2 separate regions of the Homo sapiens genome follow, and region 1 is linked to region 2. The links are chromatin contacts, found by Hi-C in ENCODE. All regions are on one chromosome and are shown on one strand. The core of a region is the stretch at or near the end of the contact, and the rest is flanking DNA. Distances in the headings are between cores, read along the strand shown.

Evidence for each region. A loop is a pair of places that touch in the nucleus more often than their neighbours do. Pooled maps may share reads with other maps.
Region 1: a loop to region 2 is called in a pooled map, with 4 times the contacts of the local background. The contact joins the promoter of STAT4 here to the promoter of OSGEPL1-AS1 in region 2. A Hi-C loop is called at or near these places in 4 of 50 pooled maps.

What each region holds. Positions count from the first base shown.
Region 1 is chr2:191,148,137-191,152,545 of GRCh38, reverse strand. STAT4 (signal transducer and activator of transcription 4) reads left to right here and starts at 1,552. Exons shown (of 24, transcript NM_003151.4): 1 at 1,552-1,599; 2 at 4,342-4,409. The coding sequence starts at 4,343. RefSeq lists enhancers at 1,133-1,212, 1,343-1,392 and a silencer at 1,863-1,912.
Region 2 is chr2:189,760,599-189,764,687 of GRCh38, reverse strand. It overlaps OSGEPL1-AS1 (OSGEPL1 antisense RNA 1), which reads right to left and starts at 1,908. Exons shown (of 2, transcript NR_102429.1): 1 at 1,696-1,908. OSGEPL1 (O-sialoglycoprotein endopeptidase like 1) reads left to right here and starts at 1,896. Exons shown (of 9, transcript NM_022353.3): 1 at 1,896-2,003; 2 at 3,028-3,268. The coding sequence starts at 3,048. It also overlaps a transcript of ANKAR not described here and a transcript of ORMDL1 not described here. RefSeq lists enhancers at 1,221-1,967, 2,254-2,413.

The DNA.
Region 1 (4,409 bases), core at 303-2,802, 1.4 Mb before region 2:
GACTGCTTGGGTCACATCATGGGCTCTTATAGGGGAGAAAAGTTTCCTGGATAGGTTGGGACCAAACTGTACAGAACTTAAACTGCCAAGAATTTGGATTTTTTTCCTATAGGCAGTGACAGCTTCTCCAGAAGAAAATCAGACTTTGCTTAGTAGCTTATGGAATAGCCTGAAATTGGCACTTTCTTATGTAGGGTCAGAGCAGCATAAGCTCCTGGAAACTGCCTGCTCAACAAGCAGTGGGGACCAGGCCTACCTAACCAGGAAATTTACAGTGATATGGAAAGTGTGACTTTGGATTGATTGACCTATTTGGGGGTGGGTGGTAAGTTTAAGCACATGATAATGTCACCTGGGAGAGAAGAATCCAGAGGGTGTACCTGTGTGAAACCCGTCAGGGAAGAGGGAGGCAGGCCTTTCACCTTGGTATATTGCTCTAAGCATGTGTATAACCAAATTGAGTGACACTTTCTACCTTTCTTTCAGTCTGTCTGTCTGTCTTTATTTTTGTCTTTGTTTTACTATTTTTACTTTCTTAAACATTTTTATTGATTTTTTAATATACGGTGGGATTTTACTGTGTTGCCTGGGCTGGTCTCAAACTCCTGGGCTCAAGGAGTCCTTCCACTTCAGCCTCCCAAAGTGCTAGGATTACAGGTGTGAGCCACACGCCTGGACTTCTCTTTATTTTATTGAACCCCTACTGTGAATCAAGGGGTTAAGAGCTAACTACAAGGAGATGAAATGAAAAGACCACTGAAGTGGGAAGGGAAACACCTGGGCTATTATCGGGCTCCGTGGCTAACTTATTGAGTCCTCTTGGTCACCTCACTGGGTCTCTTCAGATATGAAAGAGGATTTAGCATTAGATGGGACCAAGACTTCCTCCAACTCTGTGATTCTAGAACAGGCTGATGTCACAAAGGGAGAAGAACGCACCGTAGCAACCAGGGGCAAGGCTACTCAAGGAGAGTAGGAGGAGGCTAGGTCAGGAAGGGCAAGCACTGGTGGCCTACCCAGGACTTGGCCCAACCCTCTGGGTCAGGTCACCCTCGTCGGAGTGAGCGGACCCCGCTGGAATTGGAGCCCAGTAAGGTCTATGAGTTTGGTGTTTTGATCCTGGCTACCCATCCCTTCCATCCCAGGGGTGGTTCACCAGGCTGAGTGGAGCCTTATACTAGGGAGAGAGGAAGCTGAAGAACTGGGCTCCAGGTAAGTAACTCTGCAGAGGATCTCAGATTGTCTAAGGAAACCACTGAAGAAAATGTATGCCCCGCCCCTCCCCTTTTTCCTGGCACTGCTGAGCCACCTGCAGTTGCGAGAGCCGCTGGGAGGGATAAGAGGGAAGAGGACGCCCGGTGAAGGGGCTCCAGCCTGGCAGTTTCTGCGTGTTAGCATTTCTAGAATAGAGTGGGTGGGAACTGACCCAAGTAAAGTCCCAGAGACTCGAACACTGACGCACAGGAAAGCCTCAAGTGGGAGGAGAAATGCAAATCCCCTACTGATGATGGCGTCAGCGGCTTTCTCCTAGGGACTGTGAGGGGCGCTTCTGACTTTGGACTTGAGCACTGCCTGGGACCTGTGCTGAGAGAGCGCTAGGTAAGTGGCCAGACCACACCTTCTGGCTGCCTCTTGTAAGGAGGACATGCTTATTATGCAGGATACTCTGAAGCTTTGCTTTCCCTTGGCGTTTTGACAATTGCTTCATTTTAACCTTCCTGAGGAGGCTTATTATAGAAGGAAGCGCCCGACTCCACGACCCACAGATGCGCCCTGGCACGGGTTCTCCGCGGAAACCGCTCCGCAGGCCCGCGCCACGGTGCCCGGGCGAATCTCCCTGCGGGGGCCAGGGGAGCTGCGGCGGCTGCGGAGGTGTGTCCTCGCGGAGGCTGAAAGTGAGCCCCTCTTCACTTTCTTAGCCAGCTTCTCTAGAGCTGTGATGTCTGACTTTAGATTAGCGTACCTGGATTTCAGAAAAAAGCTTGCAGCTACGGCAGCCGGTGACTGTGGCTTTGATGGGCGCGAGTGACATTTTAGGGCAGGTCATCTCCTTTTGCAAGCTACAGGCCACAGAGCCAAAGCGGCACCACCAGCTCACAGACGGTGGGACAAAATGCCCCTTTAGTGGGATCTTCTAGGAAATGCACGCAAAAAGGACAGACAGGCACTGAGTTTTCAGAAGCAACGTCACAGTTTTCATGAGAAAGAAGTAGCCCCTAGAGAGTGAAAGCAAAGAAACCTGCTGAAGGATGTCTAAAGGCGTTCCCAGAGGCTGCAATAGAAAATGTCCTAGGACTATGTATTCCTTCTTCTTCCTTTTTTCAGCTTTGAATTCAGCTCTCCGAAAGACTCAGATCTTAGTAGTGATTTTTTTCGGTGTTTATTTTTATTTTTTTTAATTTTCCTTTTATTTTCATTTGACACACAATTGTAAATATTTATGGAATATACAGTGATATTTCAATAAATATGAACAATGTGTTATGATCAAAGGATATTCAGCATATCCATCACCTCAAACATTTATCATTACTTTGTGTTGTGAACATTCAAAATCCTCTTAGCTTTTTGAAAATATACACTAAGTTATTGTTAACCATATTCATCCTAGTGTTACAGCACTAGAACTTATTCCTCCCATCTACCTGTAAGTTTTAGTTAGAAAATAGATTTTTCATCCAAATCATAGCGGGGGTTTAACAATAGTATGATGAAAAACTGTAATGCTATTTTCAACTCATGTTCTCTGTTGTCATTAACTAAAATAAATTGATAGATAGGACAATGTTGATAGTAGCATGAGAACAAATGTTCCAATTTTGTGTGGAATATATACACATCCGATGGAATATATATACATCCGATATCTGGAAAAACAAATGGTTCAGACTCAGGAAACCTCAGGTTGTCCCTTAGAAGCCTCACACATTAGGCAGGCGTCATTTCGCCTATTTGATCTTCAAGTTTTTCCTTTTTAAAGTTGACATACTACTTATATCCACCTACCATATTCATAGCAATGTCAGGAGTGCCACTCATTCTTCATTTAACAAGCATTGATTGAGCATTTACAATATGCCTAGAATTGTAAAGTGTAAAGGTTTTCATAAATATAAAATGATATGCAAATAAAACATTACTTCTTTTCCCACTTGCTTTCTCTTTAGCAAAACATTGGCAACACGTTTTTTTATAAATTTTAAGTCATTTACCAGGAGCTCAGGGAAAAGGTGCTCAAAATGATTCTACTTAAAACCCAAAGAATATGTATATGAAATATATGAAATTACCCTGGTGTTCTATAGGCAAAAGGAAACCTTAGCCTATCTATGAGATATGTTGAAATGTTATGGTGATTAATCATGTAAAAGGGGGTTTGGTGTTTTTACTTGACTTAGAATTGCTGAGAAAACAACCAAAAATTTGACTTTGGAAAACATAAAATGCTGTAATTTCAAGGAGGCAGCGTCATACTAATTTTCCTGAGTTAGGAAATATGTCTACAGCTTCTAAATTGGCCAGAGTGGGGTTACAAGGGGGAAATGCGTACTTTTCTTTTATGACAGGCTGCCAAATAGGTATCAAGTGTGGTTTCTTACTCCTTAAGTAACTTGAGGGTTTAACCACTATCAGATGTTTCTCAGAGACAAAAAGACTACATCCTTTAAGAGCTTTGCCCATCTATAATGGATCCTCACAGAGAGAAATGAAACACATTCACTGGTTCAGAAATATTTTTAATTTAAAAAACTGGAGCCTACGAAAATGCATACATAAAATTCTTCATGAAGCTAAGACAAAATTGGACTAGAAGTCAAGAACATAAAGCTGACTCTAGAAGCCAGACAAATCTGAAATAAAGAAAAAAGAAATTTGGCAATTTCATATAAAAGAAGCTTCTTGGGGGGTTGTTCCTCACATATAAAGTCTTAGAGGGTTTTAGGAGGTATAGTAAATGTCAAATACGTTTGCCTTCAAGTTGCTCCAAGTCTAAATGTTGAGGGGACAAGAGATAGGGAAAGAGCTTGTTGATAATAGAAATTCACATAGACAGCTGTGGGCAGGATGTGGGGTGTTTGGCAGAGTGGGAGTGAAAACTTTTTGGAGCAGGTAGAACAGGAGTTCATTTTAGAGCAAGGAAGGCTGTAGTTTAGGGGCACAGAAAGAAGGCTGCTCCCTTCATTAGGGTTGAATTATGAAAAAAAACCTTAGTGAAATTTTTGTATCCTTGGATATATTGGAATTCAGTCATAACATTGACTAATTCTAAGGAAAGAAGAAAATATGTACTAGGGCTATGAACAATATTTTAAAACTCTAATTCTACACCTTCTTTTATAGCATGTCTCAGTGGAATCAAGTCCAACAGTTAGAAATCAAGTTTTTGGAGCAGGTGGATCAATTCTATG
Region 2 (4,089 bases), core at 659-3,158:
CCATATTTTTTGAGAATGCCCATGAGTGGCATTCTAACTATCTGCATAAAAGTACAGACAGGCCTCAGAGAGCATACATGCCTTTCCCCCAATAACCCTCTCCTATGTTACAATAGAGAACATAAAAAATGTATATCTTTGCTAAATACATGGGACTTGTATAAGTGCCACTTTACATATATTCGGTCAAGGGAAAGATAAAATTCCATACTAATGTGCCCTAGAGTTCTCCTGTTTCACATAATAACAGCATTCGGACTCAACACTGGCCAAGAGTGCCTAGACGAGGAATCTACCAATGATAGCACACACAATAGGATCTTGCTTGTCTTGACAGCACAGAAGAGCATTGGGATATACTTGCTGAACATAATTGGAATTGTAAGAAAAATAATACCTGATGTGAAAGGTTTTATGTTCAAACTGGATTCCAGTGTATAACAGAAATAAGCTCTGACCTCTCTAACCGTATGACTAATTTTTCTTAACTTTTAGGTTTTAATTTTTCTTTTTTCCCTTGTTTAGGCCAACAGTGCACCCTAGAGAAAATGTGAGTTATTTTCTCTTCTAGCAGTTAAGAAAACAGACTCCAGTGCCAGATGTCCTGACTTCTAATCCTAGCTTTGCTTTTCCTAGTTGTGTGACCTCCAAAGCACCCAAACTCTGTGGCCCAGTTGCCTGTAAAATGAGGACAGAAACTATTTCATGGGATTTTGAAAGAAATTAATCTACAGCAGGTGCCTGGTACATAGTGCCACTTTATCATTATTGTTACACATAAATGAAATTTTTGAAAAACATAAGTTCCAAATAAAAAACCTCAACCATATTCTGGTAATTATTTACTTATTTATCTGTATCCACCTCTAGACTGTACTCTGTGGCTTCCCAACATGTTGTTATGGGATTTACTCATCTTTTATACCCAGAGCTTCACAACGTGCAAAGTGCAGGTATATATGCCAGCCCTGTACAACAGTGGATTCTAAGGTCCTTGCTTACTAAAATCTTAAATACCAGCAGGGGAAAAGCCTGACTCTTGGAATAAATCTGTCCAATGTTCAAAACAAAGTTCACAAACCAATAAAAGAAAAAAAAAAAAAAAAGCAGGTGCAAGACTTTGAAAACATACCATGCTGAATTTCATGTACATAGTAAGGAAGGACAACATAATGCATTATGAAAATAGGATGGTTTAAGGCAACTGAATATTTACCACAGCCTTTTTTTTTTTTTTTTTTTTTTTTTTGAGACAGAGTCTCGCTCTGTAGCTCAGGCTGGAGTGCAGTGGCGCGATCTCGGCTCACTGCTACCTCCGCCTCCCGGGTCCCAGTTCAAGCAGTTCTCCTGCCTCAGTCTCCCGATTTTTTTTTTTTTTAATTGTAAAAATAAGCCAGCCCCTTTCTTCCTAGTGAAGTGGGAGAAACGGTTTACACTGTCCGATGAGAAACACTTCCGTTCTTTGGTAACCCTGCTAGGGGGCGCCGCTAGATTCCATCCTATTTCTCCGATGAAAGTATCAGGTACCTCACCCCTAAGTTTAGATTTGATGATAGTTCCCTTAAAAATGAATGACGAATAATCTACCCCATCCTTTTCTCACAGTAGCAACCAAATTCCAGCCAAGGGCAAAAAAAAAATTTCTTTTTAATGTAGCTTAGTGTTTGGAACTTGATGTTGTGTAGTCAGACAAACCTGTATTCGGCCTCCGCTGGATCAGTCACTAGCTGTGTAATTTTACAGAACTCTCATCACCTGCAAATCTGGGGGAAATGCAGGTGCGCACAGAGAGCGTTTTGGGCAAAGACGGCCTTTAAGCTTTTCTTCACTAAGCATGCCGCTCGCTAGCGGAACAGCAGCCAGCTCTGGACGGGACCTTGCACAGTTCCGATGACATCACTTCCGGGCGCCAGGTTCGGGCTTTCTCCTGCAGCGATAAGGGCAGTCGACAGTCTTTAGTAGGGAAAGGAGACAAGTGCTAGCTACTGCCGCCCAAGTGGAAGGTGGGTGAAATTGCTCACTCTTCACCCCACTGACGCTTTTGCGCACCTGGAAAAGCGGTTCCAGTTTGCGCCCGTCGCCGCCTTACAGCCGACAGGAGACCAGCGCTACCCAAGTCACGTGGGTTCAGCCTGCAGCTTTCTTGGCCCGAAAGGGTAGTGCTTCGTACAATCCTCCTTGTCCAGATTTTGTTAATGCAAATCTAATTCCTCTAGGTTGTGTCTGTCTGGGCTGCACTGCCCGCAACTGCCTTCTGCAAATAGGTCGCTCATCTCTAATCCCTGGGATGCCGTGTCCCTTTAGTGTGGTGGAGAAAGGCCCTGCTTTAACACCCAGAAAGTTTTAGAACGGATGATCTGGGGGCATAAAATTAGGTGCTTCGCAGTGTGAAAATACTAGTGTGCTTTAGTGATGGGCTGCTATTATTTTGGGGGAAAAGGATTTGGGAAGATCCTTGTTATGACAAAACCTGTAGCAAAAAGTGGAGATTTAATTCCAAAGATTGCAATTAAGGATAAAATAGGTGTTAGGTTGCAGTTGGCGTGTGTGTGTTTATGTTAACTCTTGTTTTTGAACCAAATGATCCAGTTTTATTTTGAAAGATGTTTTTAGGAGATGGAATACATTAACAGTATTTTTATCTGTTCCATCTGCCTTTGTTGTTTGATTCTTTTTAGAAAATCCACATTTTGTCTTAATTTTAGCTGTCAAAAAATAAATAGCACTTTTCAGAGGACTCTATCAATTATTGTACTTTATATTAGCTGTCTTAATAGTAAGTCTTTTGGTAGGAACAGCATGCAAGTAATAATAATACTAAAAAATTTTATATCTGACCCCTGTTTTCCCCCTTGGAGAACATTATATTCATTCATAATATTATTTATATTCCCATGTTGCTATAGCCTTTACAAACTTTTGGTGACTTTTACAAACTTTCCTGTAATTCTGTAAAACTATATATTGAAAAATAAGCTGGCTAATGTCAGTTGCAAATAATAAGTTGTTTCTGTAATTCTTTTTCAGGAATTATCTATAGAGTAAGTATGCTAATCTTGACTAAGACTGCAGGAGTTTTTTTTAAACCATCAAAAAGGAAAGTTTATGAATTTTTAAGAAGTTTTAATTTTCATCCTGGAACACTATTTCTTCATAAAATAGTATTGGGAATTGAAACTAGTTGTGATGATACAGCAGCTGCTGTGGTGGATGAAACTGGAAATGTGTTGGGAGAAGCAATACATTCCCAAACTGAAGTTCATTTAAAGTAAGTAGACATTATCTTAGTCATTTCCACTTTTTTGGAAAAAGTAAAATCATTCTTTTGTATTTGTCATATATAAAAGTTTTCAGGAGCTACTGTCTTATTCCTTTTTGCAAACACTTTTAATAACTGCTATAGAAAACCTCAAACACTTCATCCTGGCTTTTAAGGGTCTTCACAATAAGGTCCCAACCTTAACTAATCCTGTTGCCAAAAGAAACTGAGCTCATTCCCAGCTTCCGTATTTATTGATTTTCCTTCAGTAATGCATTCCTTCTTTTCTCCACTTCTATGTTTCATGGTCTCAGCTGAAGTCCTAGGAAAACTGTTAGTCATTGAAAAAAAAAATCCTATTCATATTTATACATATAACTTGTATTAGTACTTAAATAATAATACACTGTTGTATTAAAGCATAGAATGGTGCAAGGATTATAAACTGTGATGTTTATAGAGGACTACCAGGCAGGTTACCTAAATAAATGGACAAGATAAAAAGTGGAAAATGTCTGGAGGAGGTCACTACTCAGCTCTAGCCAGTTGTCATGTGGGAATGCAGGACCTGTGTTATTAGATTATTATAATTTTCAAGGGAAAATGGAAATCCAGATTTTTTTTTTCTTTTTTTTTGGTGAGACAGAGTCTCACTCTGTCACCAGGCTGGAGTGCAGTGGCATGATCTCGGCTCACTGCAATCTCCGCCTCTCGAGTTCAAACGATTCCCCTGTCTCAGCCTCCCAAGTAGCTGGGATTACAGGCACGTGCCACCACGCCCAGCTGATTTTTTGCATTTTAGTAGAGACGGGGTTTCACCATGTTGGCCA